2 separate regions of the Mus musculus genome follow, and region 2 is linked to region 1. The links are chromatin loops, found by intact Hi-C in ENCODE. Cell type or tissue: left cerebral cortex. All regions are shown on one strand.

Region 1 (2,500 bases):
AACCTGATTCTAGTTAGCAGAATCTTCACCCTTGCCTATGGCAAACAGCACAGGTTTAAGTATCATAAATTTAACGAAGAGTTCTAGGAATTCTGAACCACCTGATGATAGTTACTTTAAAGAACTCCTTCCCTCCCCCTGAGACAATAGGATGCTTTCCCATGTAGGATCTCAACCTCAGAGTGTCTCTTGTTCAGGTATGTTCAGAATTGTTACTTGCTAGTGTGGAGGAGACTTGTGGATTGGGTAGTGTTTTACTAAAAGTGTCCCCATAATGGGGACAGAATCTCTCCAGAAGCCGATCCTACTAACTCTACATCAGACTTGTTTCTTCACTCTGAGCCTCAGATTCTGCACTGCACATTAACCATCTTTTCTGGACTATTATAGTAAAAGACAGGGAAGGGAGAAAGCATGTGGAATAGAGATAAAAGCGAGCAGATGGGAAAGGCAGACTCGATTCACTGGAAGCTGTACAGTGATGCTTTTTCTTGTCCCAGCTTTACCCCACAACTCTTCCTACACACCGAACAATGGAACGGAGACTCCCCTAACAGATCTGTGGGCTTTTTTCCTGTTTACTATGTAGCCAGTCCATGATGATGTTAAAGATATTGCTTGACTGAATCAAGCAGGTCAAGTGCCAGAAAGTCCCATATGCTGAGGGGCAACTACATACCATACACTGTCAGTTGCTAGTTTTAGACATTTTTAAAAGCTATCTTCTGAGGTGGGTAGCATTACTTCCTTTGTACAGATAAGCAGATGTTTTAGAAAGCAAATAATATGCTCAAGCAATTCTGTGAAGAAATCAACTTAACACTGAGACTATCTTGAAGGGGCATTTATTGGCTAAATTGTGGAAAAATTAGCACATATATGCATATACATATATATGCATCAATAGCCAAAGGTGGTAACTTCTGAGAAAAATGTGACTCTGAGTCAGATTGACTCCAACATATTATAAATGAGTAAATGGGCAGGAAAAATCTCTATCACATCTCAAATGTCAAGTATTAATTTTAGAAGAAAAATCTGAATTAGAAAAGCAACACATGACAACACCATAGTGATAAGTGATTCAGGCATAAATCATAAGTGAAAGCATAGACCGCATCAGTTTCCACAGCAAGCACTGGGTTGTCATGGTAACCACACTGTCCAAGGAAAGCTGGGAAAATAACAATGGTGGTAATCTGATTTCTAATATGTGCTAGGATCTGAGTAAGAATGGCAAATGGCATGATTTGGTTAGTTAATTTCAAGTATTCCTCATGATAACCATTCCTAGCAGCTCCAGTAACATAAATATACATATGTTCATATGATCACAAATTCATATATACTTATATGTGTATACACACACACACACACACACACACACACACACACACACACACATATATATATATATATATATATATATATATCCTTCTTCCTGTCTTTCTCACCACCCAAGATTCCAAGGATGCATTATGGTAAATTTACTGAGAGGTGAAGAAGCAAAACCACACCTTTCAACAGATTAATTTTGAACCATATATATTAATTAAAGCTGACTTTTCTATGTTCTCTCAACAAACTGATTTTTCTATAGATTGTCAACAAATAAAAACTGGCATTTTGATCCCTAGTTCCTGTATATTTTTGATGACTTCTTGAAACATATGTGAATGTATAGGAAAATGGATGTTAAGCAGGAAAGTACTTTTCACAAGCTAGAATTGTGCTTCTAACCATTTTTTGTATCAGTTTTTTTGAACAATAACTATTGCATATTTGTTCACTAACATTTTGGGGAATATATGATAGCCTGTATTTGTATTTTTGAAATACTGTCATTTAAAAATCACCACAAAATATGAAGCACTTGTGTGGATTATCTATGTACAAGAAGTTATGTCTGTATATTAAATACTACAAGATGTTGCTCCAGTAATTAAATCAGTCAATTGGGAGGCACATCTTGTTCATGTGTCCGAAGACTTTGATTATTTATATGTTAATTTTTTCCAATCTAATCTAAAGACTCATCACAATCCCAGTAAAAATTGCTATCCTTCGTTCTTGATGTGTTCCTCAGGTACAGGTGCTTCACTCAGGAACCAATTCCTGCCTTACTATATATATATCCTGCCTTCCCTGGCATGGCAATTACTTACCTGATAAATGTATTTACAGGGATAGCAAGGAGTTGCTCAGCTCAAGTCCTCTCCTTTCAAAACCCTTGGAGATGGTCTCTTCTGAGCAAGCCTGCTTTCTGCTCTGCATCTCAAGGATGGGTCTTGCAGAAGACTCCCAGCTTTCTTTCCTCTGTCCTTGGCATCTAGGCAGATTCCATGCTAAAAACAGGCATACATACATGCCTGGTTCACTTCTTCCTACAATCTTGCTCTAGATTGCTTGTATCACTACATGATATCAAAATATATTTCACACTTGAGCTCTGAGGTATACAACAAATATCTCTGGAAGAGAACACATCCATTCACTTTGA
Region 2 (2,500 bases), 140 kb before region 1:
GGGGGCGGGCTGCATGTTAATGGGAGGGGTAACCAAAGGCTGGAGCTCATTGATGACGCGATCCTCACGTGACCAGCAGTCGACGTGTGCAGAAGTCCTTATAGTCTAGGCCCAGTTCCCCAGTAGCAGCTCTGTCCTGCTAGAGAAGAGTGGCCCAGCTACTTCCAGGTACTTTAATAGTGGGCGCTGGCTTAAGAGATCATAGGGTGGAGGGAGCAGAGAACAGAAAGCACGCTCATCCCGCACTCTTTCTCTTATCCTAGGGTTCTGCTAAACTATTTTGTGCGAGAGGTTTGGGGCTGCTTGATGAGGGATGGGGCAGATTGGGAGGGAGGTAGCTAACCGAGTCCGGCAGAGAAAGAAAAGAGACGGGGAAAGGAGAACTGCGAGAGACGGAGAGAAGAAACAATAACACTGTGGGGAAAACTTGTCTGATTCTTTGCCCTCTTGCTGGGAAACAGGGTACAGATGAAGGCGGGGTTGCCACAAAGGGAGGGAGAAGAGGGGGATGTGGAAAAACTTTGTGCTATCCGTTAGCAAGACCTTTTGATTTAGGCACTAGTGTGCTCACCAAGAACTCCTGTCTTTCTTCAGCACTCTTGATCTTTTGAGCGCGACATAAATCGAGGTGCAAGAAGAGAGGAAAATCTCCAGGTACCTACAGGTCAGTGCAAGGGTGCAATTGCTTCAGGTCCCTTTGGGTGGGGGTAGGAGTGTGGAAGACACCAAAGCACATCCCAGGGGCGTCACGGCTGCCTCCCATCCGGATTAAGCACAGAAGGCCCCTGCAAATCCTGCTGCGGAAATGGGGTGAAGGAAGGAAAGGGAGAGGCTAAAGACATTTAAAAGAGAGAGGAGACCGCTGACCTGACTGTTGCTGGTGAGAAGCTGAGGATGGGATGACTTGGAAAAGCCCGAAAGGGCGGGAGTGTTAGAGCCATGTGGTGAGGGAAGGGTTAATTGCTTCCACGCCGCTCCCATTTCAGTGCTAGGAGAGGTTTGTTGCAGGGCCTGCTGGGAAAATGGTGGGCTGGAGCCGGGACAGGAGAAGATGGAGTTGGAGAGCAAGGGGGGGGTGGGGGGGGTGGAGGAAGGGGTGGAGTCAGGAGCTCAGAACCTGACTTGTCTAGTTAGAAAACTTTTTGGCAATTAAGTGACCTGAAACAAAAGTCAGTCGCTATGGGAACACAAAAGCTTGTCCATCTGCCTGACACCTAGTCGGTTTTGTTTCCTTGTTTTTATCCCCCTAGGATTAATTCATTAAGAAAATAATCAACATGCAAAAGTCTTGTGACGAGAACGAAGGAACACCCCAGAACACACCAAAAGCAGACGAAGGCCATCCTTCAGAAGATCCACCACAGCAGGCAGGAGAAACTCTTCAGGCTTCTGGAGAAAATGTGAGGGAGGAAACTGAAGGGAGCCATAGAGGAGAGCCTGCTGAACCCAGCCCAGAGCCCAAAGAGGACACTCCCGCAAGGCATCTGAACCCCGAAGAAGTGATAAGAGGCGTAGATGAGTTGGAAAGGCTTAGGGAAGAGATAAGAAGAGTAAGAAACAAGTTCGTGTTGATGCATTGGAAGCAAAGACATTCCCGAAGCCGTCCTTACCCTGTGTGCTTCAGGCCTTGAAATCGTTTTTTTCTCTGATATTGAAATGTGGCTGCTGCTTTCTTTCTCTTAGCATTTTCTGATGTATCTTTGAACTTCATTTTACTTTTAATAATAATTACCTGGCGGTATTTTCTGTTATGTAGTTTCGTTGTTACCAGCATCTCATTGGATTTTGGATTTTTGACCCATTTTCCACGTTTATCTTTCAGTTGGAAAGTTTCACATTTATGCATGGAAATATACAATTAGACAGCAAATTGAAAAAAACAGCAGCATAGTTAGGATCAACTCACATAGATAGGAAAATTCCTAATTATGTGTGTACATGTATAATTATACGTATCAAAAAATTTACAGTGCTTATTTTTGGTGTGGTGTGTTTTAATTTTGCCTTTTACTTATGTTGATTTTTTTTAATGAATACGTGTCTCACAAAGAACTGCAGATTTTTTTAATAAGTGGGAGTTAATTAAAATTAATTTGTAACCAGCTTGTAGAGGCAATAAAGGCACTAAACTCTTGATGAACTATTAAACAGAAATGTAAACCTGGAATTCCCTCTGGCTTCCTTAGCCAGAGGAATAAAACTGGCAATCATTATAGACACACTTGGTTAAGACTTGGTCTTTTCATGGGGGAAATACTTGCCTCACAGGGATCTGTGTGGAACATAGTATGCCATATTTGAGAGAGGACATGGCCTCACTCAGCCTGTGTTCAGATGCAGAGGGGTGGGGGCTGGGCTTCCGTGCCATTTTTCTTCTGCTGAGTTCCCACCCTTTTCTTCCCTGGGACCTGTCCTGCCTACCAACTAGGGCCAAGTCTGCTGGATCCTGCCAGTGGGGTCTTAAGTATAAAGATCCCGCTGGGTTTCCTTGAATTCCAGT

Evidence for each region. Peaks named below come from ENCODE experiments on the same cell type or tissue, not always from the same donor. Only the 100,000 strongest peaks of a DNase experiment are listed, where the experiment ranks them.
Region 2: it touches region 1 in a loop (5-fold over the local background); 1 of 42 quality-filtered maps calls a loop at or near these places.

The regions. Positions count from the first base shown.
Region 1 is chrX:136,029,184-136,031,683 of GRCm38, reverse strand. No RefSeq gene overlaps it. Among named protein-coding and RNA genes, the nearest start is that of Arxes1, 2.9 kb to the left of the region's middle. In left cerebral cortex, no CTCF peak of the experiment used is centred here; DNase peaks (open chromatin) are centred at 434 and 1,141.
Region 2 is chrX:136,169,800-136,172,299 of GRCm38, reverse strand. Tceal8 (transcription elongation factor A (SII)-like 8) reads left to right here and starts at 49. Exons shown (of 3, transcript NM_025703.3): 1 at 49-168; 2 at 595-664; 3 at 1,251-2,500. The coding sequence starts at 1,278. The coding sequence ends at 1,631. In left cerebral cortex, no CTCF peak of the experiment used is centred here; DNase peaks (open chromatin) are centred at 26, 883 and 1,395; H3K4me3 peaks cover 993 bases; H3K27ac peaks cover 964 bases.